4 separate regions of the Homo sapiens genome follow, and all the other regions are linked to region 2. The links are chromatin loops, found by intact Hi-C in ENCODE. Cell type or tissue: mammary epithelial cell. All regions are shown on one strand. Links, peaks and the distances in the headings refer to the core of each region. The heading gives the core; the rest is flanking DNA.

Region 1 (8,339 bases), core at 1,564-6,563, 120 kb after region 2:
GATATGAACAGACACTTCTCAAAAGAAGGCATTTATGCAGCCAAAACACACATGAAAAAATGCTCATCATTGCTGGCCATCACAGAAATGCAAATCAAAACCACAATGAGATACCATCTCACACCAGTTAGAATGGCGATCATTAAAAAGGCAGGAAACAACAGGTGCTGGAGAGGAAGTGGAGAAATAGGAACACTTTTACACTGTTGGTGGGACTGTAAACTGGTTCAACCATTGTGGAAGACAGTATGGCGATTCCTCAAGGATCTAGAACTAGAAATACCATTTGATCCAGCCATCCCATTACTGGGTATATACCCAAAGGATTATAAATCATGATACTATAAAGACACATGCACATGTATGATTATTGCGGCACTATTCACAATAGCAAAGACTTGGAACCAACCCAAATGTCCATCAGTGATAGACTGGATTAAGAAAATGTGACACATATACACCATGGAATACTATGCAGCCATAAAAAAGGATGAGTTCATGTCCTTTGTAGGGACATGGATGAAGCTGGAAACCATCATTCTCAGCAAACTATCACAGGCACAAAAAACCAAACACCACATGTTCTCACTCATAGGTGGGAATTGAACAATGAGAACACTTGGACACAGGAAGGAGAACATCACACACTGGGGCCTGTCATGGGGTGGGGGGAGGGGGGAGGGATAGCATTAGCAGATATACCTAATGTAAATGACAAGTTAATGGGTGCAGCACACCAACATGGCACATGTATACATAAGTAACAAGCCTGCACGTTGTGCACAGGTACCTTAGAACTTAAAGTATAATTTAAAAAAATGCTGGGTCACTCAGATAAATTTCTCACACCCTGGCTCTCTTCCTAAGAGGGGAAAAGGATATATAAGAAAAGGAGAAAACAAAATCATAAAAGCAGATCCTTTGCCCTGGTGACTTCTGATATCCAAATGAAAGCCCCTTTTTAAGCTGACGGATGCTTGTTACAGCTGAAGTCTGCAGCTCATGACTGGGGCTCCCCCAGCTTGGCCAGGGTTTCCTGGCAAGCCCTGGGTGACTCAGGCTCTCACAGGCACCATAGACCCTCTTGAGGTTTGCCAACGACTCCCAGTTGGCCCCAGGTTGGATGGTCCTATCACATGCCCTTGTTACAGAAGCCCTTATCCCCACCAGGGAAACTCTGGAAACTCTCCCTCTCGAAAATCTTTAGATATTTCCAGATCCCATCTCACCTACAGAGAAACCAAAGAAGGCCCACAAAAGCTAAACTCACGAGTTCCTCCTGCCTGTTAATCACATGACGCCAAGTTTAATGGCCATGCCACAAGCAGTGCAGAACCTCTCAAGAGGTGATTTCCTTCCAGGATCTGAAACGGGGAGTGAGAAGAGGAGCGCCTCTGCCTTCAACATTATGTTTTGCTCACTGATCTCACACTTCTCCCCATCTGCTTGCCAAAGCAGAGGAGAGGCAAACTGGGACGCCTATGTCCGCCGTGCTTACTCAGGTCCTTCTTTCTCTGCCTTCTACTTCTCACCCTCCCAAATTCCCAGGAAGTGATGGGCTTTTCTGTCGTCATGTTCTCCTATCCAATATGGCACATCCTCCTCCCTCCTCACCTCTGTTGACTCTGTCCCATGCACAGAAACATTTTCTCTAAATGCTGTGGAGAACAATATGACCTCCAAGTTTGGCATTGGACATGTTTCTTCCTCCTCTTGCATTCTGCCTAACACTAATCCAAAACTTTTCTCAGGCAGATGGGGATTTGGCCATTTGGGGTGAAGCTCCTATGCTCTGACAGGCAAAGGGGAAAATTACAATAAAAATTTTCTAATCTTTACCTCTATTAAACTAATTCATACCTTACTAATACTGGACCCCTGATATTGTTATACCAAGACAGATTTTCTCTAGATAAGGGAGGGATGGAACAAAGAAACAAAGAAGACCCAAAATTCATCCTGCTACAAGAATATTCTTGAGTCATATAAAACATCTGCCTATATTTTAATAAAGCACATTATACTCCTCTAGGCAGATATGTGCTGACAATATCTTTAAATAGAGAAAATGATAAAAGAGGCAGTCTTCAGAAAGCTAAAGGTCTAAAGAAAGCTTTATTTGTTGAATTTTTTCCTCATGCTTTGCATAAGATCTGTTAAATGGCAAGATGGAATTGTATATTGCTTTTAGAAAAGCTCACTGGATGCATTAAAGTTCTTTATAAACTTAAATTTAATTTTGTTGACTTTCAGTTTTGCACTTTCAAGTTGGCATATTAAAATCCAACACTGTTTTCTGTGATCACTGGAACATTTTACTGATATTCTGACTCATATACCTAGCCAGGTACAACTTCTTTTTTAATTCACATAAGGATCTGTGGATTTGGATGTTACTGAAGCTGTTAAAACCATCCACAAACTCTTCCCTGTTTAAAGCCTTTCCTGTATGCACTCTCATTTACTATGGTAATTTACCACCGATTTTTAAACATTTAGAATATGAATAATCTTTCTATTTATGCATAAGGAAGCGTTTCCTCCGTGAAGCCCCACAACTATTTTTATTCTGCAGATCATATGCTATGCTAATTTAAATCTTTTTTTTTTTAATAAATTTAGAACTTGTATCTTTAAAGTTTCCCAGGGGATTTAGTCACTCCATGGAGCAAAATATGTTCTGAAGAGTTGACATCTTTATTGATTTAAGGCAGTTGTAACTCCAATAATATAAATCTGAAATTCTTAGTCCCACTTTATAATCACCATTGATGGCAATTAAAAATAAATGCTACCCATTAGAAACCACTGTGGGCAAATAATTTTCTCATGTGCAAAATAAATGTAGGCATTTATGAAAATAGCCAAGCATGTGGTATATTAGAAACGAACTGTTAATCAGTGTCTAGGCTGGTGGACTATCTCATTTCTTTTCTAGCAACTGAATAAAGCCCCTGTAAGAGCGGATTATGTTTATATTCCAAAAGAAAACATTTACAGATAATTATAACTTCCCTCATGAAGTGACTCCTGTCTGTGTGTGTGTGTGTTGTCTTTTGCAGAAAATCCATTCTCGGGTCTATGCTGTTCAGCATGACATTACAGAGTGAGCCTCCCGTAGAAATGATAACTCCAGGAGTGTGGGATGTAAGTCAGCCATCCCCGGTGACCCTGCAGGTAAGTGCCAGGCTAAAAGATTAAAGTACACATGGCAAGTATTGGTTGATACGTAGTTTGTTGTCAATTATAGAAACAATTTCTTCCAGGATCACACATTTTAATAGCCTTCTCTGCCTCCAGCCTTCTGGGATTTGTGAAACCTCTACTGCTTTTATGTACAGTACTCTCAAAGCACTTTTCTCCCAGCTTATATAATGGCAATTTCAAACCATTCTCCATCCTACAAGGTCATGTTGGAGAACTATGGAGTGTTGCCATTAGTATACTCATTATGGGCATTCATTTTCTTTCTATTGTCTAAAAACAGTCATTGGTATGTATTATTAACTTGGTATCCTACTCACACCTGCCTCTGCTTTGTGTCATATTTCTTTAAAATCTCTTCTGTTATATGTTTCTTAAAATGACTAGCAATTAACTGAGTAGTAGAAAAAAAACTGCAAAGTAATTATCCTTCTTTTTTTCTTAAAGTCTCTCTACTCTGTGTGATTAGTGATCATAAAAGAAAGGTGGTAAATGACTTCAGCCTTTGGTCCTTACTGCTGACAGCTCCTTATGGGTTCCTGATTGTAGTTTGTCAGGTTGGTTGGAAACGTGAGGCATGCACAGTCTCATACACGGAAATTCATGGAATATGAACTTTTCATCTCTATAGGAAAAATTAGAAAATGCTCTCTGGGCAGCACCCTCTAGAACAGAGTTTTTCAGCTTTACCAGTGTTGACATTCTGGACAAGAGAATGCTTTGTGGTGGGGGCTGCTCTGTGTATTTCAGGATGTTTAGCAACATCCCCGGCTTCTTTCCACTAGATGCCTGAGGCACTTTCTCATTCTGAAAATCAAAGAATGTCTCCAGATATTGTCAAATGTGATTTGAGAAAAGGATTTCCTCAGCTGACATCACTGCTCTAGAAGAAGTCAGTAGAGTCTCCAGGCTCTTAAGTTTCCAGGCTTGTGGTGAGGGGTTTGGGACATAGAGTTGAGAAAGATGCGCAGAAAAATATTTAACATGGAAAGGAAAAATTAATGCTACTAAAATATGGCATCACACTCTTGCAGAGGAAGATTCGACCACGTGACACCTAAAGGTCCACTTCTAATCTGTGGACATGTTAAAAAAGAATGCTTATTCAGATTAGATCTTGGCACAATATCATAGACACTCCACACACGATATCTTATCAATTAGCACTTGTTCTGTTTTAAAAGAACAAAAAGATAAATATATCCATGAATAAAGAGGAGAGACTCATCACAAACCCGGTAAACATATTCTACTAATGAAGAAAAATAGCAAAATGCCAGAGGTTCAATTCAATCACATTTGATTCATGTTTTACATATGACTACTATGCTCCAAACATTATGGTAAACACTCTTACAAAAATGAGCGAATATGTAATACTAAGCCAGGAATTCAAGGAATGCAAAATCCAGCTGGAGAGACAGACTTTCGCAACTCACTCTGATGTAATGTGACAGATACTATAGCCATTGTAGGGACACTAACACAGCGAGAATAGCAATGAATATTTCTGAGGGAAAGTAAAGAAATGTAAAAAGTCTGGGGACAGACACCCAGAGGACATGACATTTGAATGCCCTTTCTAGAATGAGTAAATTCTCACTAACGAGTTTAAGTGGGAAGGATTATCCAGTCATAAAGGAATGCACAATGCAAACACACAGATTCAGAAAAGAGTTGGCAGTTTCAAAATATGGCAAGTTAGTTAAGATTAAAGAATAAATTATGTGAGGAACAGTGGTAAAAAGTGGAAAATCTTTAGGGCACTAGATTGTGTACCAGGTTTGGACATGATTATCTGGGCAGTAAGTCATAAAAAGTAGTTCCAGCAATGTTGTAGAAAATGCCTTAAAAAAACAGGAAGATCGGATATGTGAACACTTGTTTTGGTTTGGGTTTGGGTGTTTTTTTTTTGAGACAGAGGCTCACTCTGTCACCGAGGCTGGAGTGTAATGGAATAAACATAGCTCACTGCAGCCTCCACCTTCTGGGGTCCAATGATCCTGTCATCTTAGCCTCCCAAGTAGCTGGAACCACAAGTGCATGCCACCTTGCCCTGTTATTTTTATTATTATTATTATTTTTTTTTTTTTTGTAGAGATGGGAGTCTCACTATGTTGCTCATGCTGGTCTTGAACTCCTGACCTCAAGCAATCCTCCTGCCCCAGCATCCCAACGAGCTGGGATTACAGGCGTGAGCCACTGCACCCAGCCTGGACATTTATTAGAAGAATATTTTAGTGATCTAAGTTAAGGATCATAGGGCCAAAAACTAAGAAAAAACAATTAAGTGGTAGATTTTAGAAACTTTTTTTAAACAGAAAGGGGTGCAACCATATGAAGGAAATATATAGGGAAACAGAGACAGAAACTTGAGTTCCTGAGTTCATAGCAATATCTTCAGTTTTAAGAATGAACACAGAGAAAAGATAGACAGTCTTCAACAGAGTAATATGAAGAACTCAGTTTGAGATACCTTGCATTTTATATAGGCCTGTGGGGTGTGTAAGTGTAGATATAAGTGATCTTTCTTTAAGAAGACAAATGTATTTTCTATCAAACTATTTCTTGACAGGTCCAAACCACCTTAGCTTAATGAAAATTTTCAAGTATGACCATTGTCAGAGTTTTGTGGATATAAATTCATGATTTTAAGGTTCTATGGGGCAGAGAAGAGTGATGGTGGTAGAAGAAGGAGAAGAAGGTCTATCAGATGAGACTATCCTTGATTCTTCTCAGATGAGGTAAATAGTTCCTTTATCAACATAGATTTTAGCAAGTGGAATTTGAAGGAAAACTTCAAATATTCAATAGTGGCACCGATTTCCACGTAAAGATCTGGATCCATAATAGAATTCATCTTAGAAATAAGTGGAAGAGGGGCATGTAAATCATTCCACAGTATGCGAAAGTTAAACCATCCCATTTTTACAAAATAATTTCAAATTGTATAGACACATGAAAAGCCTCTCAGCATGATTTTAATTGGTGATGCAATATATAAAATAAGAGTTATTAAGGTAGTAAAGGCAAAACCTTTAATAGTATCAGTTTAATTAAATAGTCAGCTAAATTTAGAGCAGAATCTTTCAACCTAAAGATTATGAGATGGTGAAATTACAACCAAGTTCTGCATCCAGTGTTTCGTTAGGGAGTTAGTATGAGTCTCGGGGAAAGACATCTGGCTGAGTTAGAAAATCTGGATTCTAGTCTTCCTTTTACAGAAAACTTTATGACCTTGAACAAGTCACCTAACCTATTTTATCCTCTGCATAATGAAAAGATTATACTAAGCCTACCTGACTTCACTTTTCCGATTGTCCTCATTAGATGGTGGTTACTGCCACACTGCAGCCACTCCAGTATGACAAGGGATGTAATATGACACAGATGTGATCACTTCCAGGCAATACTTTTTTCAGGTCCTATGGTTGATTGATGTGCCGACCGGAAGCAGTCGACAGAGTGAAATAGATTTTAGTTCAGAAGTGGAGGCAGATAATACATAAGTTACTGCTTGACTCACTTAGCCTGGGTCTCCTTCAACTTCCTGCCTCTCCCCGAATGCAATCTAGTGGAACAGCTCTGTCACATATTTAAGCACGAAATGCAGAGCTGTTTCATAGAATTCATGCGGTTCTTGTTCTAGTCTATGTTTCTTTATTATTATTATTATTTGGAGATGAATTCTCACTCTGTCGCCCAGGCTGGAGTGCAGTGGCGCGATCTCGGCTCACTGCAACCTCCTCCTCCCAGGCTCAAGCAATTCTCCTGCCTCAGCCTCCCAAGTAGCTGGGATTACAGGTGTGCGCCACCATGCCCAGCTAATTTTTGTATCTTAGTAGATACGGTTTCACCATGATGGCCAAGTTGGTTTCGAACTCCTGACCTCAGGTAATCCACCTATCTCGGACCCCCAAAGTGCTGGGATCTATGTTTCTCTACTTCCTCACCTCCCCGTTTGTATCTACAATCACTGTATTCTGGCTTGCCACCACTCTTAACTGTGGTTAGGTACCTGCTAGTTCCTAGGTGCCAAACCCAGTGATGGTTTTCAGTCCTCATCAGGCTAGCCCTCCCTCTGCTCTTCTTGGCACTGTCTGTCTCTTCCCCATAACTGAACTCCCTCCTCTTCTTCAAAGAGACTGAACTTTCTCCCTCCTCCTTCCACAGAACCAAACCCCCTCCTCCTCTGGCTTTGGTGTTACTGCCCTCGGTTATCTCCTTCCACTGCTCTCTGATCATCCTTTGTCTCCTTCCCAGGCTCTCACCAAAGACAATTCTCAAAGGTTCCAGTCTGCAGCCCGCTGCCGTGCACAGTGGACATATTCTCCCTGGATGCTCTCATTCATTTAGTTTCTTTTAAAAAACAGCTTTCTTGAGATGTAATTCACATACCATACTATCCTCCCATTTAAAGTGTGCGATTCAGTAGTTTTTAGTATTTTCACAGATATGTGCGACTATCACTGCAGTCAATTTCAGATCATTTCCATCACATCAAAAAAGAAATCCCATACCCCTTAGCTCTCACCTCCTATTCCCCCAATCCTAAGCAACCACTAATCTTCTTTCTATCTCTGTCAATTTGACTGTTTGGGGCATTTCATTTAAATGGAATCATACAATGTGTGATCTTATTTGTGGCCAGCTTCTGTCACTTAGCATAATATTTTCAAAGTGCATCCAGGTGGTAGCCCCGATTGGGATTCATTCCTTTTTCTATATTACAGATACATTTTTATACAATAATATTACATTATTGTAATATGCACATATGAATATACCCTATTTTATTTATTAATTTATCCGTCAATGTACATTTGGATTCTTTCCACTATTTAGCTATTAAGAATATTGCTGTTATGAACATGTATGGACATGTTTTTGTGTGAACATATGTTTTCATCTTTCTTGAATATGTACTTAGCCATGGAATTACTGGGTCTCATACATTTCTAAGGTTCTTGTCTCAATATCTGTGTAAGTGCACTTCTGAGTCTGTATCTCTAGTTCAGACTTCTTCACACATCAAGCTTCAGACAAATATAGCCACATACTTGCTGAAACCCCCACCTGGATATTCTATTGGCAGCTTCAAACGAAACATGCCCCAAACGGAGCCCACTTCCTCT
Region 2 (8,339 bases), core at 2,095-7,094:
AAATACAACTTCTTGGTAGAACCAACTCTCATCCTGACTCTCGGCTGCAAAGGCATATGGGAAGTGTCATTTTTAGATTTTCAGAATCTAGAGTAAGGCATGTCCACTTGGCAGAGGGTCAAAACATCCACCTCTGCTCCTGCTGAACAATGGGCACCACAGAAGAGCATATATTATTAAAGCCTTATTTTTTCCAAATTAATAATGAAAATGACAGATGATTGTTCAATCTACTCTTTTATATTGTATATATTTATGGTGTACAACATGATATTTTGACATATACATTGTGGAGTGGCTAAATAAAGCTAATTACTATATACATTACTTCCCATACCATTTTTTTTTTGTAGTGAAAACACTTAAAATCTGTCTTACAAATTTTCAAGTATACAATACATTGCTTTAACCATAATGACTATGTTGCACAATGGACCTCTTGAACTTAGTTCTCCTGTCTACCTGAAATTTTGGTATCCTTTGACCAACATCTCCCCAGTCTCCCTCCCACAGCTTCTGGTGACCACCATTTTACTCTCTGCTCCTATTAATTTAACTTTTTTAGATTTCACACATGAGTAAGATTATGTAGTATTTCTTTTTCTATGTCTAGCTTATTTTACTCAAGATAATGCCCTCCGGATCATCCATGTTGGCGCAAATGTCAGGATTTCCTTTTTTTTTTTTTTAAGGGCGGGAGAGGATTCTATTATATATATGTACTCATTCTACTTATATAGCAGTAGATGAATCTCTCATCTATGTTGATTCTTTGATAATGAATATCGTCTTAAAATGATTGGTTCAAGTTTAGTACAAAATGTTGAGGCTCAGGTTGTATAAGACTTAGAAAAATCGATATAAATATTTTGTTTATGCTAGACATTAAATAGTATTTTTGGAATGTCTAAAAGCTCTATCTTTATAAAGAATTTCATATTCTATTGATTCATTTTTTCCCTCTTAAAGTGAATGAATAAGCAATTTACTTTTTAATAGAGCAGCAATGCAGTTAGCACTTAATTTCTAAATAACTTGATCAAAACATTTTCCTTTCTCTGGCAGTTTCCTATATTTGAAAGAGAAATATTCAAGTAGCTGCATTATTACCTGTATCTGCCTTCATTTGTTTTTCACCCAGGTAGTAACTAGGTTCGGGTCACTCTATTAGGCAACAGGGTGGGAAGTTGCTCTTGTAATCTTCATGATAGCAGAAATCTTGTCGGTCTTTTTCACCACATTATAACCTGTACTAGGTAGCTGCTAAGTACCCAGTAGATACTCTATCAGAACTTTTGACTTAAAAAGTGAGATCCTGCTTTAAAATGGGTATATACAAATAACATTAAAAAGAGAATGAGATGGAAAATGTGGAGCATGTATGAAATATGCAGGTAGCCAGCTTCGGGGTCTGGGTCACAACTCTTTATATTAAACTTTAAAGACAACTCTGCTAAGTTCTACCTACTGGCAGAGCGAGTGTTGAAAAATCTTTCCCAGGTTTCGAGCAAGACTACAGGCAGATGAGTAAGGACACTTGTAGAACTCATCTTGCAGTGTGTGTTCTGAAAATTGAGGAATTTTGAACAAAGAAATCACATTTGCTTTAGAGTGGGGGGAAATAAGCCTATTTAGAAAAAAATAGAAGGTTATATATAATTTGACATTGATTTCTTAATGTAACAAGCAAGAAAGTTTTAGAAGGCTGTTCACCATGGAACTTAAAATTTTGACTCTTACAATAAAATGCATAAACAAAATAACCTAATTAATGTTAACATAATAGACAGGAAATCAAATAAACTTGCACGTAAACATTGATTTTTAAATAAAATTTGCATTTCATTGTTGAAGCTTGATCATTCTGTCTTAAATACTTTGCCTAAAAAACGGAGTAGACTACTACCAGGTAAGACAGAAGGCTTTGTGTGTTTAAATTTTAGACATAGGACATAGCCATGAAAAAAGTAAATTTTAGAAGAAGCTTAATTGTTCTCTGGATTTTATTTTAATTAAAAGTGCTACTAAAATAGGTAAGCGTACATGTTAAGCAAGGAAAGATAAATTATTGAAGAACATATTTTCAAAGGAAACAAAGTACAAGGTACATTTTTGTACCCTTTCTTGTTAATGAATAATGACTATCAAACTGTTCTAACCTTAATCTTTGAGTTTTATCAAGATTAGATTGTTCCTTTTCAACCCAGTCCAGCTCTCATAAGTCCTCCTGAAAAATGTATGAGCCTACTTTAATGTGTGGTAAGAGATTTGTAGATCCAAAATGTTTCAATTTTTGAAGGGACTATTTTTCTTAAATAGTGGCTCATTTTAGGAATTAATTTAAAGAGATTTTTAAGGGTTTAGCATAAATGTATTTGGAAAAAATCACTACATGTAAAGTTATTTTTAAAGTCATCTATCTCCCCAGAGTTCCAAAGCTAAGAATTGCAGCTCAGGTTATTATTAAAATATAAAGGTATGATTGTTTTCCTGTGTGACATCACCCTCCACTTCTAGGTCAAGCTCCCATTTTTCTGTGACCTCTCACACCTTTGTAGCTTTAGAACAGAAGGGGTACAAGGGTCAGGGGATGGTGTTGTACAATTGTGAACCTTCAATACTATAAATATCTTTCCATGAGTAGCCCTGAAAGTGATATAATTCTCAACTTTCTCTTCTCTACCCTTCCATGTAAGAAATCATTCTTACAGAAAACTACTATAAATCTAAAAAGAAGAAAAAAGAAGAGAAAAAAACAGCAACAACAAAAGGATCCTACGACATATTTTGGAAACAAGAGTAATCCAATTTATTTTTATTTCCTAAAACTTTCTCCCAGTAAAGCAGGCCTACTTCTGGCAGATCCTATTTTACCTGGATTTAATTATATAATTTCTTGTGTTGTCTCAGAGTCTCCACACATTGTTCAATTTCAAGAGCAGTATACCAAAACAATAAACCACCCACATCTACTTGCTAATCTTATAAATATTGTTTTATTTTGCTGTTCCTTTTCAGATGTTATTAAAAATATTTAAATTGAAATTTACTATGCATCCTAAGGCTAAACTAAAAATTAATATCTTTCTAAATTAGAAAAAAATGAACTTATTAAATTCTAATTAAATAAAGAAAATACCTCGATAGGTGAAACTCACAGAATGGCTAGAATACCTTTTTCAAGGGCTCACCTCTGCTCCTGCAAATTGAGACCACTGGTTTCACCACATCCAACCACCTCCACGTTTAAATGCATAATAACCTTAGCTGTAATTTGAGGGGAAATATGCCCACCTTACACATTTTTAAAAAATATATTTTCGTTTGTATATTGCTGATCAGTATCTTTGGCCCGAATTCTGTTTAGCACAGAGAAGCTCATTTATGGTTGGGTTTTTGGCTTAAATCCTCTATTCATTATGTCAATGCAAACCTTTTTTCTTTTTTTTTCCATATAACCCTTCAGGGTTTGATGGAAAATAGATTTCCAAACACGCCCAACCTGCCAAACAGGAATAAAAGCTTCCAGTGGAAGCATCACGTTCCCTTGAAATAGAAGTGTTTTAGCTTGTGTGAGCGTATTTGACTCTTGAAAAGAAATGAGATCGTGTTTCATTTCAGGAAGATATATGCGTCAGGTAAGAAACTAAAACAAATAAACTTCCTATACTTAACTACATAGCATGATATTTCGACTCAAATATATTATTGAGGCAAAATAGCTCTTTAATTATACTGTGATACAAAAATGGTAGATGAATTTAAAATCAGAGTGAGTTTGTGCCATATTTTGAAACAGAGATATCCAGCTTGTAAATATTCCCCAAAATCTACAACCAGAAGATAGATCTTTCCTGAATAAACTTATTCTTTCTCTCTTTCCCCCCTCCCTCTGCCTCTTTCTTTCTCTCTCTCTCCAGCTAGCTGACACCACAGATTGCATTTGATAACATACCATTTCATCAGAGCCTTGAGCTAATTATTTCATTCATGTCTACTGGTAGATTTTTCTTAGTGTACACTTTTAGTGTCTTGAATCTCGTGCCACTAGCTTGTAGACGGCATCCCCATGATGGCTCCCAGAGGAAATTCTTGTTAAATGGAAGGTGGAATTTCTTAACATATGGGATCCAAACTAGAAGCAACTCCTGCTAGGGAGAAGCTCTGTTCTATTTCCATTTCCTCCCTCTGTGCTGCGGTCCGTCTCTGCTGTTTGCCTACCTCTTTATTCGTAGCTCACTGAGGCCAATGTGAACCTATTGTGTGTCCCAGTTGCCCCCTTATGTTCTTGTCTGATGAACAATTCTATTTCTGAAGCTTAGGATTAAAGTTAGAGATAAGATATACCCCATTCTTTCAAACTAATCATAATATATAACTTGTACATAGTGATCTCCTTTTTAAATGCATTAGCTAATGTAATTATTGCATCTTAGGAAACAGACTCAGAGAGCGAGGTTAAAGAACACATACCCCTCATGTCATTAATAATGTTATTAAGAGCTTGGATTTTAATCAAGGTTTTCTTATTCCAACTCAAGGGCTCTTTCCATGACATGTTATTTATTCTCCACGCATGTCTATCTGCCATCTGAACCAGATAAAAAGCAAGTTTGTGAATTGAGCATAAGAAAATAGTGAGCATAAGAAAATAGCTAACCATGAGTGAGCTGACAAAAAAAAAAAAAAAGACAACTTCTACCTCCTATAGAAAAGGTTCATAGTAGGTGAGTCTTCACTGATTCATTAAATAAGCAAGATCCTGTGATGCCATTGTGAACCCCAAGGCTATGATTTCACTTTTTCTTCTGCCTGAGCTGGAATCATTTTGGTCGTGAGGAAGCCCTCTTCAAGTAAGCAAAACATGGTACAATTCTCTCAGAGCTTAGGAAGAAAACGTGATGAAGTAATCATTTCCAATCTAGAAAAGCATTGTATTGTATTTCTAACTAAATTCTTGCTATTTTCCAAATGTATGATCTGATGAAATGTTATACAGATAATCATAGCAAAATATGATTAAATTGTTTAGGCATAAATCCATTTTAACTGTTATCAGTTCTTAGCAATAGACCTTTTATGACAAAACTCTTGCATTTTAAATTATTATGATTTATTTTTCTGTTGGCTGAAATATTTTCAAGAGTTTTTCAGCTATAAAATAAGAGTGATGTGTATCTTTGAATTTCTTATGCAAAAATATGTATTTTTCTTGGCAACCTTATTTTTTATCTCAAAGTTTTTCTAATTTTATTGTGGTTTTTCACTGTGCAAGTTATTTAAAAATGTTTTTTAAGTTTAAAAACATGAGTTCTGTAAGTTATCTTATTTTTACTGATTTTGACTACATTGGGGACAGAGAAAACAGTCTGTACAATACTGACTTTGAATTATATTAAAATTAGCCAAATATATGATCATTTCTCATAAGCCATCTTGTCCTTATAAAGGTATAAATTCCAATACTGGATACAGTATCTTATATATGTTCATTGAATTAAGCTTGTTAATTGTATATTTTTGACTGATCACTCTACAAATGATGTGAGATTACTATTACTTCCATTATAAATGTGGCTATATCAGTTTCTCCTTGTAGCAGTATAAACTGTTGCCATTTAAATTTCAAATGAATTATTTTTAAGTATAAATCTGTGATATGCACCTGGTGAATTGACTCTTTACCTTATAAAGTGTTATTCTTTACCTCCTGAATTACTTTTTCCAATAGGTTCGTTTTGTCTTTTCAATGTAATGACATCAGTTTTTTGTTGTTGTCGATATTATTACAAATTGCCTGTGATACCTTTTTCGTCTTTTAAATTTTAAGCAATACTTATCCTTTAAATTCTGGTATATCTGTAACAAATCTCATTTAGCTTTTTTTCTTAATAAAATGTAACAATCTATAGATTTTATATGACATAACCAGACAATTCACATTTATGTGTTTCTGATATATACCTTTTCATTTCTTCATCTTAGAGAACATTTATATTTGTGCTTCAGCTGAAGATAGGACAAGGCAATTGTTTGTCTCCAGCTGATTGAAATCAGTGCCACCCTTTTCTCATCTTCTCACTTACGGAACTTCTCCCAACTTGATTGATGTTTGTTGTTTTTGTTGTTGTTTTCATTCTTTGCTTCCTACCGGTAGAAAATATACCCTCTATTATCTGAATATACATGTATTATCTAAAAATTTAACATGTATTCTTCAAAAATCAAAATTTATATCTGTACTTTCTCAATAGAAAATGTTTTTTAAGTTGGATTGCTCAACCCCAACTTACATAGTATTATAGTCTAGTATTTCATTATATCTTACTTATTTTGCTTTCCAGATTAGAAATTGTTATTATTGTTTATATAGTCAACGTTAGTCCAGAATTATCCACGTATTTACTATCATGTTCACTCACCTCCCCTTCTGGTATTTTTCAGACCTTCCCTGGGATAATTTTCCTTCTACTCTTAAGCACATTCTTTAAAAATTTCCATTAATGGTAATGTCCTAGAGATAAACAGGTTATGAGAACACATTTTTACTTTGTTCTGCTTTTCAAAATGCTGTTTTGTTGAGTATTGGCTTATATTCTTCATATTTCCACCTCCCGCTGAGATCACGTTGGCTTCCTCCTTTGTTGTGATATTTTTTGCTTAGGTTCCATTATGATTACTTTCTTGGTATTGTGCATCTTTGAATAGGAGTAATTTTTTTTTTTCTGGAGACAGCTACTTTTTGGAATATTGTATGTGAGAACAAAAGAAGAAAATCAGCTGTGTGAGCAGACAGGCTGAATTCTGATCTATTTTTCTGAATACTTTCTCATCAACACTCAACCTTTTGAGAAAACTCTCTCTGGGCGTGGGGAGAAAAACCATCTACCTGGCTCACAGTGCATAGTGTCTTCTGTAGATTGAGATCAGCATCACCACTCTTTTCTCCTCTGTCTTACCAGACTAATAACCCACTGTAGAAGCCTGCATGGGGCATCTGAACATTTGCTCACTCAGCAAGCCTTTTCCTCAATGATTTTGAGAATTCTCTTTCTTAGAGTCTTCATGATAACATTCTCTTCTCATAGTACTGAAATAATTTTATAAGCATCAGCTTGATTATTTCATGGTTGTGTGTGTTTCTATATTTTTGTGTATACATGTGCGTGGCTATTTATTCAAACTCCAAGGAGAAAAACCTTCTCCAGAATAATTAGTGGCAAATTTTTCTTTAATCTGTACTTCTGCCACTTGGGCTCTGGTTAAATCCCCTTCTCAAATATGTCCTTGATACTTGGTTTCTGATGTGAGAAAATTATTTTTCACATTTTAGGTATGTTCATTTATGCTTCATCATTTAAGGAATCATGAATAAATACAAAATTAAATGCAAAACAAATGTTTTTGTATGATTTATTGATAAACAAAAGGATTCAATCTTTAGCAGATGGAAAAGCTAAATATATATAGTATAAATGTAAAGTTAATATTAGTTAATAAATTGAGCTGGTTATAAAATTCCAGAAGCCTCCATTAATTCATCTTAAAACACACACTTTTACCTGATTCATAAATGCCTATATCTATTATAACTTATGTAAAAATTTCAATAAAATGGTCTTGATGCTTTTAGCCTACAGTTTTCTGTTACTAATATTGCCTCTCTTGCTTCATTTTGCATGTCTCTGTGTGTGTGTCTGTGTAGGTGTGTATGTTTGAGTAATATATTTGGTAATACTTTTAACTTTGCTTTAATTTTTTTATGTGTTTCTGTTACAAAAACTATGCAATAGGCTGGGCGTGGTGGCTCAAGCCTGTAATCCCAGCACTTTGGGAGGCTGAGGTGGGCAGATCACCTGAGGTCAGGAGTTTGAGACCAGCCTGGCCAACATGATGAAACCTCATCTCTACTAAAAATATAAAAATTAGGCAGGCATGGTGGCAGGCGCCTGTAATCCCAGCTACTCAGGAGGCTGAGGCAGAAGAATCGCTTGAACCCGGGAGGCAGAGGTTGCAGTGAGCCGAGATCGTGCCATTGCACTCCAGCCTGGGGAACAAGAGCGAGACTTCATCTAAAAAAAAAAAAAAAAAAAAAAAAAAAACACTACGCAATAGAAAATTTATATTTGCATAATGTTCTTAATCCTATTAACTGCTTATATTTATCATCATTAGATGTCAGTGATCCTACAGGGCCCATTCTGTTTGCTATTCTTAAAACATACTTTTAATTTCCTATATTCCTGCTGAATATAATGTAAATGTTATCACATTTTGATTCCTCTAGTGTTTTGGAAAATACGGATGGTATTTTTCTCCAACTAATAGTTCTATAATAC
Region 3 (8,339 bases), core at 1,334-6,333, 57 kb after region 2:
AAAATTCTAGCTTCATGCATCCACGTGTGTGTGTGTGTGTGTGTGTGTGTGTGTAATTTTTTTCCACAGCAATATCCATGTAGCTCAAAGTCTGGGGCATGATCGGTGATTAATAACTAACCATATTATATATGGTTATATATTATATTATGATGGTATATATTAGGTGCCAAGTGATGTTCTTAGTCCTTTAAATGAATTAATTGACAGTAACCCAAGAGCAAAGAAGTAATAAATACAACTATTTTTCTATCCTATAAAAATAAAAGAACTGAAAAGTTAAGAGATTATTTAAATCATCCAAAGTTGCACAGCTAGTAAATAAGGGTGATGAGATCAGAGCAAAACTATGTGGCTACAGATCACACTATATGGTAATGTCAGCAAGCGCAGTTACATAGTGTAGCTGACTCCGTCAATATTAAACTTAAGATTCTTCAAATTACCCTCAATGTTGAGAAAAAAAGGTGAGATAATCATATTGCTGTCATCACCGTTGTTGTCATGTCCAGGGACAAGCATATTGTTATCTCTGGGTGTATAATGTGTAGTTCTCATCAGAAATGCCAGTTTTTTAATATGCCATTTGAATCACAGTGGGAATTAAGTTACATAGTTCTTTTTGATGCTTCATGGTTCAACTTACAAGCTTATCCATCCTACAGTAAATATCACCAATTCTTGGATAATTCAGCAACTCATAGGCAAAGAGTATAAATGCCTTTTCTCATCCACAACTTTTGCTAATATTGATGCTGTTGTTTAAAATGGATAATACTTGAACCCGAGAGGCAGCGGTTGCAGTGAGCTGAGATCGCGCTACTGCACTCCAGCCTGGGTGACAGAGCGAGACTCTGTCTCAAAATAATAATAATAATAATAAAATAATGGATAATACACCTGATGGCAAATGTATTTGTATATTTGTATATCCTCCATTTATGCAATAAGTATTTGCTATGTAACTGCTGTGTATTAGGCCCTACACTAATGCGTAGAGTAGTGAGCAATAGCAATAAGATCTCAGCCCTCAGGGATTCAGGGGATGCAACTGACACTGATTTCCAATTAAAAAGCAGGGGTAACTTCCATGCAGAATATGAAAAAGGCATTCCGTATCCCCATCTCTCTAAGTCTTGATTCTTTTTTTTTTTTTTTTTTTTGAGACGGAGTCTCGCTCTGTTGCCCAGGCTGGAGTGCAGTGGCGTGATCTTGGCTCACTGCAACCTCCGCCTCCCGGGTTCAAGTGATTCTCCTGCCTCAGCCTCCTGAGTAGCTGGGATTGCAGGCACGTGCCACCATGCCTGGCTAATTTTTGTATTTTTAGTAGAGACGGGTTTCACCATGTTGGTTAGGCTGGTCTCAAACTCCTGACCTCGTGATCCACCTGCCTCAGCCCCACAAAGTGCTGGGATTACAGGCATGAGCCACTGTGCCTGGTCCAAGTCTTGATAGTTTCAGGATTTTTTTTTTCGCATTACATTTCAAAGGGGAAGATATTACATTTTATTAAAACTTTAAGGATTTACTTCCAGGAACTGGGATAAGTACTTTATACAGTATATACAATCTAGTAACAATTGATTAATTTAACAAATAAAACTTGTTACATGCCGTTCATAGTACTTGCCTTTTCTAAAATGTAGAGTTCACATCCTAGTTGAGAGACAGACAATAAACAAATATATATAATGAAGTCCTATGGAGATATGTACTCTGAAAGAAAATATGGCCAGCTCTAAAAGTTGAGAGAACCACCTAATGCAGATGGGTAAGAGGGGCTAGTGATAGTGCTTGTTTTTCTGTCTAAATCCTGGAGCACATAGGCCTAGCTCTGATCGTTAGAAACGAGGAATATTAAATTTGTTCATTTGGCCTTCTATAAAAAAGCAAAAATTCTGGTTTCATATTGCTGTATTTCAAATGTTCACTTTTAGGCAAATTGTTAAATCTCTGTTTAATTTCTTCATCAAAAAATGTGAATAATAACAGTTCTTACTTAATGTGGTTATTATGAGAACTCAACTGAGAAATATAAATGAAGAGCTTAAGTCAGTGCCTGCACTTAGTATGACTACCTAAGCAGTAGCTATTGACGTCATAAAATTGGATGTTTCACTGTGTGCTATTTTGGCCCTTTACAATTAAAAATTCTAAAACATTATTAACATTAATTTGCATTAAAACATTTAGAAATTTACTCACTGTGTTGGAAATATTGAGAGAGATGGACATTTGTGTGTTATGTCAAAACAGTATATACACTGCAGTATCATGACTTTTGTTGATATATCAACAATTTTAATATATCACAATTTTTCTTGTAAGCTTTCATACTCATAGAGCAGGATAAATTTTAGTCTTAATTGAAATTTCTATATGTAACAAGAAAGTAAAAGTAAACTGGTTTGGTTTTGAGGTAAGCTTTATAAAATTTTCTTTCTAAGATGTATATGATTTATTGATTAACTTAATATAACTGAAACAGTTTATCAACTTGTGTCTCATCTTCATTATCTGAATTGCCCTATTTTACATAAGTAACCCTTGATTTGTATATTTAATTTTATATATACATCATAAGAAGATAGCAAATGTTCTCTCAGTTTTATTTTTTATAATGGTGTCAAAATTCTCTGTGATTTTCAGGATTTCAGCTGTAAGTAAAACATTTATGAACAATTATAATCTTTCTAATAAAACTGTAAAATTGTCTTGATAGTATTTTTTTCACATAATACTAGGAATATGACTATCATCATTATATTAAATTTATTGATACCATTACCTCGCAGTAGATACTTTAGAGCTTTCTAATTGTGCAAAGCTCAATTCATCTTAGATAATATTTTTATTTTAAACTTGATAATATTATACTGAAATAGTATAATTTAATCCTCATTTCAAGAGAACAAGAAAGTTGTTCTAAAAAAAAAAAAAAGCAGGCCAGGAGCAGTGGCTTAGGCCTCTAATCCCAGCACTTTGGGAGGCCGAGGTGGGCAGATCACCTGAGGTCAGAAGTTTGAGACCAGCCTGGCCAACATAGTGAAACCCCATCTATACAAAAATAGCCAAACCTGGTGTTGTGTACCTATAATCCCAGCTACTCAGGATGCTGAGGCACAAGAATCGCTTGAACCCGGGAGGTGGAGGTTGTAGTGAGCCGAGATCACACCATGGCACTCCAGCCTGAGCGACAGAGCAAGACTCTGTCTCAAAAAAAAATAAATAAATAATAAAAAGCAGGTTGATGATCTTTAGAAATCATCCAAGGTTTCAAAATTTTAAAGCTGCTACCTTGATTAGCTATGAATAACTTAATATTTTTAAATTGGTTTCCCTTTTTGTCTATCTCAAATTTGGTCAAAAGTATGCCAACGTTGTAGAATCATAAAATCAAGATTTTCTTATAGCTCAGGGGAACATTCACGAACATTTACAGCAATAGATTTTTGTATGAGAAAAAAAAATTTTAACTTTTTCCTTTTTCCTTAAGGCCAAGGTATGGCCTCAGCTTTAAGGAAAAGTTAAGTGCACACTATCTTTCATGGACAATTACAGGAATTTTCCTCCAGCTTTTGTTTTTTTTCAAGATCTGTTAATAATTGTGACAAAAAAAGTTTCCAATACATGTATCTTACAAAGTTATTTTTCCTCCAGCCTATGAAGGTATTTAAATTAAAAAATTTTTCTAGCAAAAGGTACTATGACTAATACCGAAAATATTTCTGGAAACCAAATAAATTGGTTTTTAAATGAATATGATTATGCTTCATAGAAAGATGTAACTAAGTATATTCTTTATATTCTTGCTTTGGTTTTAACTTCTGAAAGAAGACAAGTGCCAAATATTACAGTTCAAATCTTACTTATTTTTACTGTTTTTCACTTTCCTATTTTCCCTCTTCTTTTACTGTACTTTTCATGACTACAGTTTAGCTTTCTCTGTCGCAGAAAAAAATTGTCTTGTCACCATCACACTTTTTATTTTAGCTGTCCCAGTGACTCTATATGTAAATTTCTAGAAAGTAAGACTCACATCTTCGTTTCTCAGTCATTCTACATAGTGTTTCTTTTTCACAGCATGTAGTCAAAATATTGTTTTATAACAGTGACCTTATTCTTTCCACCTAACTTAGCTTCCTTCTTCCTCTTCACAAAACAAACCAATATAAAAATTAATTTACCTTTGACATTGGGCCATATGAAGGTTTTCCTTCTGATGTTTTCTGTCCGAATTTCTAATAGTCAGTTTTAAAAATAGATTGTGTGTGTACTGACACACAAGATTACATACACCCTAGGCATTAAGGGACCCACTCAGATCTCAACCTTAATGCCACCGTGTGGTGAAATAGTGCAATTATGTTGAGACATACTGCATTCTCTGCATACTTGCAAAGGGTTTTCATGAATGCCCTGTTGCAGGAGAGCTGGTCAAGAAGTTAAGGTATGCGTGTGTGTGTGCGTGTGTGTGTGAGCACACACATATGGGCCATAGGCATGATATTTTAAGATAAGTAGTTCATGCTTATGTAGGAAGAAAACAAAATGCCAACTCCTAACATTTATACCTACCAGTAATTGTCATTAATTAGCATAATTTAGTGCTCATGGAATGGAAAACTCTCTTACACTGACATTTTGGCGGCAAGATGTGGTGAAGCTGAAAAATGAAGGAGTTGATTATGTGTCTGCCCGCCCATCTGGCAAAATGTCAGGCTTTACACTGCCATGGCACTCATGGCCTAAATGTGAAAACAAAATGTGCATGTATGTGGGAGAACTGGTGGCAAAAAATCTGCCTTCATACTTAGTAGAAGAATTTAATGTTTGACCTTGCTGATGCCACGATGTTTTTCAACTATCTTTCAGGTTTATTCTCAACAAAAGCCAAGCTTTCTGTTTTACTTTTGAAAAGGCTTATATAGTTAAGGAGAGCCTTTTAAGGTCTTTCAGACAGAATATAAAAGCGATGAATGAGGTTTATCAAAATAGGTGAATAAAATGACAGCAGGAAGTTACGGACCTATTTTTATCTGGTACTCATTCCTATTCACTCAATAAATATTAATATATTCTGCTGTCTACAGCATGAAGAGGACCACAGTCAGTTTTATCTGAATCAACTTCTAGAATTTATGCATATTTGGAAAGTATCCAGGTAAGATATTTTATATTTGTTCCAAGACTACTTTCTGATTGAGTTCTCAAATGTCAAATCTCAGTATTTTTCAGTTGATTGTAAAAACTGTCCATTCACTGGGACTGTGGAAGCTATTGTACTTTTAACAGGCAAATTCTGTTAATAATTATCCATTCTTCAAAGTTATTCAGACATATTTGAAGAGCTGCTAACACTTTCCAGAACATTCTAACATTCATTTAAAAAAATCTCTGCTGCTGGTTATTACATTTTCAAGGACTTGTTTTCCCGATTCATTTTGTGATTTTGGGTTTGCATATGTCACTTAAGCTCTTTGTAAAACAATTTTAATACTTCGAAGGTAACCATCTCCTACTTGTTTCTGAAACTCCCTGAAAATAAATGGTATATCATAAATACAGGAGTGTAAATTCAAATTGGAAAACTTGATTGACAACAAATGAACATATCCTACTTCATTCTTATATCTAAATGTATGCATGTATTATTTGGAAGAACAGACTTATTGCGTAGCTAAACTGGGAGTTTGGGTGTATCTGCAGTTAAGGTTGTTGTGAGCTGAACCAGTAGAAAATGTAGTGTGGGAGGTACAGGTCATAAATCTCTAAAGTAAAGGCTGATATAACATATCAGCTAAATTTACGATAGCAAAGACATGGGATCAACCCATATGCCCATCAGTGATTGACTGGATAAAGAAATGGCACATATACACCATGCAGCCATATAAAGGAATGAGATCATGTCTCTTGCGGGACAGAGATGGAGCTAGAAGCCATTATCCTCAACAAACTAACATAGAAACAGAAAACAAAATACCACACATTCTCACTTATAAGTGGGAGCTGAACAATGAGAACACATGGACACAGGGAGGGGAACAACACACACTGGGGCCCATCAGAGTTGGGGAGGGAGAGCATCAGGATAAATAGCTAATGCATGCAGGGCTCAATACCTAGGTGATGGGTTGATAGGTGCAGCAAACCACCATTGCGCACGTTTACCTATGTAACAAACCTGCACATCCTGCACACGTTTCCCAGAACTTAAAATAAAATAAAATTGGCCAAGTGCGGTGGCTCACGCTTGTAATCCCAGCACTTTAGGAGGCCTAGGCGGGCGGATCACAAGGTCAGGAGTTCAAGACCAGCCTGGCCAACACAGTGAAACCCATCTCTATTAAAAATACAAAAATTAGCCGGGCATGGTGGCATGTGCCTGTAGTCTCAGCTACTTGGGAGGCTGAGGCAGGAGAATCACTTGAACCCAGGATGTGGAGGTTGCAGTAAGCTGAGATCACGCCACTGTACTCCAGCTTGGGTAACAGAGTGAGACCTCATCTCAAAAAAAAAAATAATAATTAATTTAAAAATAATAATAAAATAAAATTAAGTTTAAAAATAAATAAAAATGTGAGCTAAAATTGTTTTTAGTGACTATGTTGGGTAATGATTTTGTGAAGTTATTATATATTTACATATATTATCTCATCTAATTCTTTCTAAAACTCTGTGATAGTATATATTATCCTGTTTCAAAACTAAAGAAACTGAAGTTCTGAGAGGCTAAATAATTCACCTAAGGCCATTCTAGTCATCAGTGGCAGGACTAAAATCAGGTCTGCCTGAAATTTACAAAGGACATTTTCTTTCATTAACTATTGTGTTTTTCCATTGCCCTTCTCTGCCACCCTTCCCCCTAAAAACATCCATCTTCACTCCATAAAATCATAGAATGGCTAGGACTAGAAAGGATTTTAGACATAATCTAATACAAATTTTCGTTTTATAGGTAATTACATGATTCCACTATAGATTTCTGTTGTATAACATACAAACAAGGTCTGTAGTTTCCTTTCTCCAAAATAAATCTACCCAGGGGTGGGGGGAACAGAGAGAAAGGGAGAGAAACACACATACACCTCAAATATGGGAAGTTTTTCAAAAAGCAGGATATCCTTGGGACACAAAGGACTTTGCTGGGTTGGTGGAGGGTTGTTGCACCTTTTAAGTCACTGCTACCTGGGGCACAGAGAGGCAAGCCAAGGCTGTGAGAAGAGAGTGAGAGAAGGAGGCTTTCATTCTGTTCTTGTCTTACCCCTGCCATTGCCTGCCCCCTAGCAGATATTTGATGGCCAGTGTGCAGTTGCAGGGGTCCAGAGGGTTAATTCAGGGCAAAGCAAAAGTTCTGCTGTAGCAAGGGTAGAGGAAACATGTCTGGGACAGCCTAGCTTCAGACTTTACTCCTCCATCCCTCCCTCCAATCCCAGGGCAGTGGATTACAGTCTGGGGTGATGCCATCTCCCAGTGCTATTTTGTCTGTGGTAAGGAAACTAAAAACAGAAGTTCAAACACTTGGCAACCATCACACAAATATTTAATCCCATAGCCATGACTAAAACCAAGTATCTAACTCTGAATCAGTGCTTATTCCACTTCCATTATGTTCTGACCCTTCACCCCTTATTTTTCTCAAAGGGTATCTAACACAGAGACATTCTCAGCTTCATAAAGGCCACTGTAGAACTTTACTTTTGGGGATACAATGCTTCCCTGCCTGCCCTCCTCAGAACACCGTATTGGATCACAGAGACATTCTCAGCCTCATAAAGGCCACTGTAGAACTTTACTTTTGGGGATACAATGCTTCCCTGCCTGCCCTCCTCAGAACACCGTATTGGATCATCAAAAAAATCAAGCACTGGATGGCAAGGGCTTTGATTTCAGCCCTTCTCTTTTATGACTCAACTTCCTCTTAGAAGTTGAGCAAATCACTCACCTTCACTACTTCCCAGTGGTTTTTTCTATAAAATAGATACAATATCCAAAAACAAAGTGCTGAAGTGGGTGCATTCTTGGTGGTACTAATAGTTTCAGGTTTTATATAAAGACACTGCCATTGGCCGGGCGCGGTGGCTCACGCCTGTAATCCCAGCACTTTGGGACGCCGAGGTGGGCGGATCATGAGGTCAGGAGATCGAGACCATCCTGGCTAACACGGTGAAACCCCGTCTCTACTAAAAATACAAAACATTAGCCGGGCGTGGTGGCGGGCGCCTGTAGTCCCAGCTACTCCGGATGCTGAGGCAGGAGAATGACGTGAACCCCGGGGGGCGGAGCCTGCAGTGAGCGGAGATCGCGCCACTGCACTCCAGCCTGGGCGACAGCGA
Region 4 (8,339 bases), core at 1,784-6,783, 430 kb after region 2:
CCAAAAGTGCCCCCTTGGAGTACAAATCTTTGTACTCTTCTTGAAGCACGAATTACTCTAAATCATAATTATTTTACTTATAGCATCATCTTTCACACTGAACTATAAACTATCTATAGAAGAGTTCGTTGGTCCATATATAAGAATTCATTTAATAAACAGATTTTAAGTCTTTTACTACTCAGCACAAGGCTTTTAGCATAGCAGAGGCTCAGTAATGTTTGATGAACCAAATTGAATTTCTGCAAGGATATTCCCATAAAATCCAAGGAGGTAATACAAATTCTAGAATCACAGTATTATAAGGGGTGCATTGAATAAATTAAGTTTCTAAGCATTTTGTGATGAAGATTCAAGTAGAGGATGGAGGGAACAAGAGATAGATTATTATAAGCTTCATGACATCAGCAGTTACTATCTCTGGACACAGCCGTAGCAATGTGCCTTCAACTCTAAAGGGTGTCAAATGAGGCAGGAAGTCATCATCAATATCCCTTCCCATTGATAACATAGGATAAGGCAATAAAATCTTTCCAAATCTTTTTCCATGACTTTCGCTCTAGAAGCCACACTGGAAGTATTCAGGGGAGTGCAAAGGAGGCAGACTATGGACATTGTTAGAAATTATTATCCAAGAAGAAAAAGAAAACTGTGCCTGCTACTCTGTCATTGCCATTTGATCTGGAGCATATTTCTAGACTCTGGAATGAAGTCCACTTTGCTTTGAGAATATCCCTTGAAGAAGATTCCAGACTCAAGAATCAGTTCCAATGTCTCCTTCAAGGTGATCCTGACCAGGGATCAATCCCAGGAACCTATCCTTTTCTAATTTCCTTAGTCATTTCAACCTCAGAGAAGAAATGGCAATGCCAGTACTATACTGTGTAAGATGTCATAGCATGCCAGAATGATGAAAATCTTACCAAAGTTATTTCCCTTAATTCTTCACTTCCCTTATGGCAAAAATGACTGAATTATCCAAAAATTCTATCAGTAGGCTTCTATGGCATCCTTAGCCTGATTCAGAAGCCATAGACTTTTAATCTAAAATAATTCAAATAATTCATTATAAAAATATATAATATGCTGTGTCAAAAATCACAAATTTTTGATTTAATACAAAGGCTAGAAGCTAAGTAGATTTGAGGCTGTTAAAATGCCTTCTTAATTCGGTGATATGAGAGAAAACATAAAAAAGAGGTAAATTTTTTTTAAGCAATAATTTTGAAGGTCAGGTACATTTCTGTATTCATAATCTGAAAATACAGCTAAACAACCTAATCATTATAAAAATGTTTTTGTTGCATATAACATTTTGCTAATTTTGGACATAATGGAAAACCCTTGTCTTATGAATAATAAATATGTACAAAAACTCTATCAACATATAATTTGTAAGCTTTCCAACAAGAAGTCTAATGGAAATTCAATAAGGTATATCAGGAGCTCACCATTTTTTTTAATTACACGAGTCTGCTGCTTCATTTGATCATTTGGAACACCAAAAACTTCTATAATTACTAATGAATCACCTTTGTTAGATGATGAATGAGTAAGAGGCAACTGGATACCACTGATGAGCTGCACAAATATATATGAATATAAGAATTTAGCAAGATATTAAGTTACATCACCATTTATTTCAAAATTAAGTTATGTATTACAAAAAGTTGATGGACTCTAAGTCAGCTCCCACAAACATTGAAAGTGGAATACAATACAAATTTTAAAATTTAAGTCTTTTATCCTCAGTTATCAGTAGATAAACACCAAGAATATGTACAAAATTATAGTGAAATCCACAATGTCCACAATTTTTGATTTATTAACATATTTTTGTTTTAAAATCATTTGTTATGATCACATTTCAGGGAATTCAGGTCGAGTTACTCTGATAACGTACTGTTTTTGAATTCATATATATATATATATATGCTGGAAAAAATTTAAAGCAATAGAAATATTACTTTTTAAAAAATGTACCATTTAACTCCCTGTGATAGCATTTTCTGAGTTTCACAAAATCAGTTATTTCATATGTATATTAGGGACTGGGTATCAAAAAAATCTTAACAAAGTAATTAATAATAATTGTATTTAAACTTGTATTTGCCAAGCTAATTGTTGAAGCAAAAATGTGTTATAATTTAAGGAACAAAATGAGCACACAACAAAACTATATTTGAAATGTACTGACTTAGGCTAAGAGATAGAAGATATAAGCCTAAAAACGCAGTTATAAAAATTGAGGCATAATTCCAATTTCTGAAGGTTACATAAGGAGAAACAAATATATAATTAAGTTTGATTATAAAGGAATAAAGAAAGGAAAAGAGGGAAGGAAGGAGGGAGAGAAGGAGTAGAAAAGAAAGGAAAAGAAAAAACACTAATGTGTGATTTTTCCTAATTCCACAGATTACGGCATTAGCTAGAAGCCAGTATGACTATGCAACTGTTTAGCAATCAGCATGGAATGGGCATCAGCATAATTAGACATCAAAGTAACTAGAAAGAACAATGGCCATAAACATATAGTACACTGGTCCCAATACCACTATAGACCCGCTAAATATCACTTTACAGGTAATAGACCCTTCCCAAAATGGAGTAGGTTCAGCTCGGTGTACCTCATTCCAGAAAGAAAAAAAAAATTATCTAATTTTGAAAAACATAATTGAATATGAAAACTGAATGAGAATTTAGGGCAAGCTTGTCCAACCTGCGGGCCACATGTGGCCCATGGTGGCTTTGAATGCGGCCCAACGCAAATTCATAAACTTTCTTAAAACATTATGAGATTCTTTTTGCATTTTTTAAAGCTCATCAGCTATCGTTAGTGTTAGTGTATTTTATGTGTGGCCCAAGATAATTCCTCTTCTTCCAACGTGGCCCAGGGAAGCCAAAATATTGGACACCCCTGGTTTAGGGAGCATTGATCAAATAATTTGTAAATAAATTAACAAATTTGTTTGTACAGGAGCCAATGCAGAGGAAGGGATATCAAACAATAAGCCCTCAGTGGTCAACTCTGTTGTTACCCATTGGCCTTACCCATAAGATTTTGGATTTAGAAAGCAGTCCTGTAGCTTTTATAAATTTGAAAATAACTGGCCTAGACCAAAACTCTCAGATTGCAGGTGACGAAGAGTAAAGCAGCAATGTCAAATGCCTTCATCAAGAACTTAAGAAAGCTTATAGTAAAACTTGGCTCTCTGATTCCCAAATCGTGCCTTCTACTATCTGAGCAAGTCATAAAGTAATCACAAAGCTCCCTAGAGTGATAGAGGCAACAGAGAAAGACCCACATGGCCATGGCAGCAGCTTCCTGGAGAATCATTAACTCTCCATGCCAGTTACACCTCAACAAGAGACTCCTCAGAATACAAACGTGGCACTTGTGAGCATTTGTGCACACTAGCTGCCTTCCACCTTCACTTTCTCAATAAAAGAGCACATATGTTCTCTTTACTATTCATAACAGGAAAAATAATGTATTTGTTCAATGAACCTAGATATATTGGGCATATACTTTGTGTAAGGCACAAATAAGGTGGAACAAAACACATCTGTTTTTTGTTTGTTTGTTTGTTTGTTTGTTTCTTTGAGACGAACTTTGGCTCTTGCTACCCAAGCTGGAGTGCAACGGTGCGACCTCGGCTCACTGCAACCTCTGCCTCCTGGATTCAAGCGATTCTTCTGCCTCAGCCTCCCAAGTAGCTGGGATTACAGTTGGATGCCACCATGCCCAGCTAAGTTTTTGTATGTTTAGTAGAAACAGGGTTTCACCATGTTAGCCAGGCTGGTCTTGAACTCTTGACCTCAGGTAATCTGCCCACCTCAGCCTCCCAAAGTGATGGGATTACAGATGTGAGCCTCCATACCCAGCCCACATCTCTTATCCTTAAAGAATCCTCAGACAAATGGAGAAGACAAGTTACAAGTAAATAAACAATTATAAAACCTTGTGATAAATGCCATAATATATGCATGCAGAGGGTGTTACGGAAAACAGCAAAGCTATGAAAAGAAGCACAGCTAACCTAGCCTAGGAAAATGCTTTCAAAAAGACATGATTCCTAAGTCTTGAAAACTGAGTCAAAATGAAATAGGCAGGTAAGGCTGAAAGAATGCTCTAGTCACAGGAAGAGCCTACGCAATTCGTGGAGGTGAGTCATGGTTAGAGAAGGATCCTAGTTCCACATGGTTGTAGAACAGGATGAAAGGCTAGAAGTGGTGAGAGATAGGGCTAGGCAAGTAGGGCAAGGCCTGACTAAGATAGTAGTCAAGAGACACAAATAAATATTACGTATGCATGATAATATTAGCACTGTAGCAAAATCTCTCCGGTCAACTTGTGGAGAATAGATATGGAGGACTGAGACAGGCTACCTGAAACCATCAGGAAGCCAAAGAAATAGACCTGATGACAGGTAGTAAATTCCTGATACAGGAGAGCAGCAAAATAGGTCAGATCAAGAGAATGGAGAAGGAAAATATTTAGGAATAGAATCAGCAGAATTTAACGTTGGTCTGGATGTGGGATGTGAAGGAGATGTGAAAGATTAGAATGGTTCCCAATTTTCTAGTCCGAGCAGAGTGGAAGAATGGGGCAATTTGTTGACATTTAAGTAAGAGCAGAAGTAGATTTGATTAGGAAGGGATGTTCAAGTTTTACTATTTTAAATTTGACAGAATGGTGATTAAGGAGGTAAGGATGCTCAGTGAGCTAAAATATGCCTTTAGATTCCCAAAATCATGTCCAATTAAAGACTTGAGCATTGTTGGTGGTGAAACTATGAATGTTTATGTAACAGAATCCAAGGAGAATAGTTTGAGACAAGGTTTAAGGAAAGACTTTAGTTAACATAAATATCTTAAGGGAAGGCAGAGAAAGAGGAAGCCACAAGTAAAAATGACAATCACTTGGAAGGTAGGGGGTAAAAGGAGAGTCCAGTCCCAGAGCATAGAAGAGCAATGTGTGTAGAAATGGAAGGGCTCTTCAAAGTGGCTGATTTGCCACTTCTTTTTACCAGATCAACTACAAAAAGATGTCAACATTATAATAGCATTGTAAAGTGAAGTCAGTAGTTAATTCTTTGCCAGACCTTGAAGGAGTACCAACAATCCAGTGTTGTAGGCAATTGCTGCCTATCCATTAAATGCTTCTACATCAGAGTCACAAACTCCTTAACAGACAATACAAAAGCCAGCTACATACTTCACAGGCACTGTTTCCTGCAATGGTCAGGATCATTCTAGTCCTGGTCATCTTTGCTATACTTTCCACATTAATTTCTGGAAAACAGCTCTCAATCCTCCCATTCTCAGCTGAGATAAAGTGGCTAGGTCCTGAAGTAGACGTGGAGTGTAGCTTCCCAAATCCTGTGGTATTACGATGGTGGAAAAAGGAGCTGAGCCAGGAAAAGTCGCAGGAGAAGCACATTCTGGAGGCCCCAGCATTTCTTGCACTCTAACAGCCAGGTAATGGGGAGCAGAGGAGCGCTCAGCAGCTGGCAGAGCTTCACTAAGTAATGACATTGCTGGCCAGGGACAGAAACATAAACACTACAAAATTCCAGGTAGGATCTGAGATGGTTTATACAGTTCTAGGAGTAACTAGTTAAATAGAAAGAGGGACCAATGAAACCATAGCCACTCTATTGATTTGCAAACAACAGGTACAGTTATAGCCTAAAATAGAACTGCTCATAAGTAAGTGGAGAGAAAAAGCAACTAGAGGTTTTTCAAAAGATTTAATGACATTTTAAAAAGAAAATAAGCATAGCACTTAGGTTATAGAGGAAAAAGAAAAACGTTTTGAAAAGTCTTTACTAATGGAAACAAATCTTAGACAACTGCTTTTATGCTCCATAAGGTTTTACAGGATGTGATAAAATAAAAGCTAAAATAATAAGACGAGAGTCTGGAGGAAAGGTGCTAGGTGGGATACAGACAGAAATAAAAAGGAAGCAATATGAGGTCAACCGCAATGGGGCAGGAGGACTAATTATGCAGGAGAAAAAAATCATTTCTACATTGAAATCAGTAAAGAACAAAATCAAATACAGACTTTGAATCATCAACATAAAGAAAAAATGTTAAAAGCTCTCCCAGGCCAAGGCAAGATGGGTCAAAGTCAGAGTGGTGGTCATGGTCCTGGAGGTGGCAAGAAGGATGACAAGCTCTAACAACTCAAGGACAAGAAAAAGAAATATGAACCTCCTGTACCAACTACAGTGGGGAAAAAGAAGAAGAAAACAAAGGGACCAGATGCTGCCAGCAAACTGCCACTGGTGACACCTCACACTCAGTGCCAGTTAAAATTACTGAAGTTAGAGAGAATTAAAGACTATCTTCTCATGGAGGAAGAATTCATTAGAAATCAGGAACAAATGAAACCATTAGAAGAAAAGCAAGAAGGGAAAAGATCAAAAGTGGATGATCTGAGGGGGACCCCAATGTCAGTAGGAATCTTGGAAGAGATCATTGATGACAATCATGCCATCGTGTCTACATCTGTGGGCTCAGAACACTACATCAGCATTCTTTCATTTGCAGACAAGGATCTTCTGGAACCTGGCTGCTCGGTCAGGCTCAACCACAAGGTGCATACCATGATAGGGGTGCTGATGGATGACATGGATCCCCTGGTCACAGTGATGAAGGTGGAAAAGGCCCCCCAAGAGACCTATGCAGATACTGGGGGGTTGGACAACCAAATTCGGGAAATTAAGGAATCTGTGGAGCTTCCTCTCACCCATCCTGAATATTATGAAGAGATGGGTATAAAGCCTCCAAGGGGGTCATTCTCTGTGGTCCACCTGGCACAGGTAAAACCTTGTTAGCCAAAGCAGTAGCAAACCAAACCTCAGCCACTTTCTTGAGAGTGGTTGGCTCTGAACTTATTCAGAAGTACCTAGGTGATGGGCCCAAACTCGGACGGGAATTGTTTCGAGTTGCTGAAGAACGTGCACCGTCCATTGTGTTTATTGATGAAATTGACGCCATTGGGACAAAAAGATATGACTCCAATTCTGGTGGTGAGAGAGAAATTCAGCGAACAACGTTGGAACTGCTGAACCAGTTGGATGGATTTGATTCTAGGGTAGATGTGAAAGCTATCATGGCCACAAACCAAATAGAAACTTTGGATCCAGCGCTTATCAGACCAGGCCGCATTGGCAGGAAGATTGAGTTCCCCCTGCCTGATGAAAAGACGAAGAAGCCCATCTTTCAGATTCACACAAGCAGGATGACGCTGGCTGATGATGTAACCCTGCACGACTTGATCATGGCTAAAGATGACCTCTCTGGTGCTGACATCAAGGCAGTCTGTACAGAAGCTGGTCTGATGGCCTTAAGAGAACGTAGAATGAAAGTAACAAATGAAGACTTCAAAAAATCTAAAGAAAATGTTCTTTATAAGAAACAGGAAGACACCCCTGAGGGGCTGTATCTCTAGTGAACTACGGCTGCCATCAGGAAAATGGTTGGGTGATTTCTCAGTCCCTGAAAGGGATGAGGCTGGGGGAGTTGCCCAGAGGAATCTCTGTTCCCATTGATTTTTATTAGCAAAACATCCTGTGTCTTTTGGAGTACGATGTGTAAGTGCCCACTGGGTGGCCTGTCTGTTGGTCACTGTGCAGCAGTCTGCTTCCCAATAAAGCGCGCTCTTTCACAAACAAACAAACAAAAAAGCTCTCCCAACATGCAGAGGAAAAGGGAATATGTTAAAGTTGACACAAATTAACAGACACTGAAGACAGATACTGGAGAAAGACATATGGATAATTTTTCTTTTTAAGTAATCAAATGATATTCACAGACATATGGGGGGAAGAATCCTGACCTACAAAAGCCTAATTGTGGAGACTGAGGAAAAGAAAAGGGCTCCTAAAATTTCCAGGTAAAATTCATCAAAGGCGAGAAAAAGTAACATGCCCACAAAGTAATTAGTGGGCTGAACTGAGACCTGTATCTCACAATATTAAATGCCTAAATACAATGAAATCATATAGTAGAACTTTGAGAGGAGAAGGTTTTAGCCTCAATATGTCAATTCACAGGCAGATAATCATTCATGTAAAATTACAACAGGAAGACATTTTTCAGATATAGAAGGATGCTGGAATACTACCCACATATAGTACCTGAAAAGATTAACAGAAATTTAAAAGAAATTGAAGCAAATCAGTGGAATTCAAAATACTAATGTACACTATCTAGTTTATATAATAACCAAAAAATGTAAAAGAAAATTTATTAATCTTACCCTTATTGTAAGTGTAATTGGCATACCCTCTTTTATGTTACTTGGGTTAAAGTATGATTTACTCTCT

Evidence for each region. Peaks named below come from ENCODE experiments on the same cell type or tissue, not always from the same donor. Only the 100,000 strongest peaks of a DNase experiment are listed, where the experiment ranks them.
Region 1: a loop joins it to region 2, with 2.9 times the contacts of the local background. A loop is called at or near these places in 2 of 110 quality-filtered maps.
Region 3: a loop joins it to region 2, with 7 times the contacts of the local background. A loop is called at or near these places in 23 of 110 quality-filtered maps.
Region 4: a loop joins it to region 2, with 5 times the contacts of the local background. A loop is called at or near these places in 3 of 110 quality-filtered maps.

The regions. Positions count from the first base shown.
Region 1 is chr12:18,378,704-18,387,042 of GRCh38, forward strand. PIK3C2G (phosphatidylinositol-4-phosphate 3-kinase catalytic subunit type 2 gamma) reads left to right here. Exons shown (of 33, transcript NM_001288772.2): 14 at 3,063-3,177. Among named protein-coding and RNA genes, the nearest start is that of PIK3C2G, 120 kb to the left of the region's middle. In mammary epithelial cell, for the core only: no CTCF peak of the experiment used is centred there; a DNase peak (open chromatin) is centred at 4,628.
Region 2 is chr12:18,257,940-18,266,278 of GRCh38, forward strand. PIK3C2G (phosphatidylinositol-4-phosphate 3-kinase catalytic subunit type 2 gamma) reads left to right here and starts at 3,579. Exons shown (of 33, transcript NM_001288772.2): 1 at 3,579-3,638. In mammary epithelial cell, for the core only: no CTCF peak of the experiment used is centred there; DNase peaks (open chromatin) are centred at 3,502, 4,212, 4,782 and 6,932; H3K4me3 peaks cover 3,974 bases; H3K27ac peaks cover 5,000 bases.
Region 3 is chr12:18,315,869-18,324,207 of GRCh38, forward strand. It overlaps PIK3C2G (phosphatidylinositol-4-phosphate 3-kinase catalytic subunit type 2 gamma), which reads left to right. Exons shown (of 33, transcript NM_001288772.2): 7 at 5,094-5,164. Among named protein-coding and RNA genes, the nearest start is that of PIK3C2G, 59 kb to the left of the region's middle. RefSeq lists a silencer at 4,167-4,461. In mammary epithelial cell, for the core only: a CTCF peak has its summit at 4,355; a DNase peak (open chromatin) is centred at 4,363; H3K27ac peaks cover 368 bases.
Region 4 is chr12:18,686,638-18,694,976 of GRCh38, forward strand. It overlaps PLCZ1 (phospholipase C zeta 1), which reads right to left. Exons shown (of 15, transcript NM_033123.4): 12 at 8,273-8,339; 13 at 1,452-1,581. It also overlaps a transcript of PIK3C2G not described here and the pseudogene PSMC1P9. Among named protein-coding and RNA genes, the nearest start is that of PLCZ1, 47 kb to the right of the region's middle. RefSeq lists an enhancer at 3,592-4,791. In mammary epithelial cell, for the core only: no CTCF peak of the experiment used is centred there; a DNase peak (open chromatin) is centred at 4,194; H3K27ac peaks cover 2,298 bases.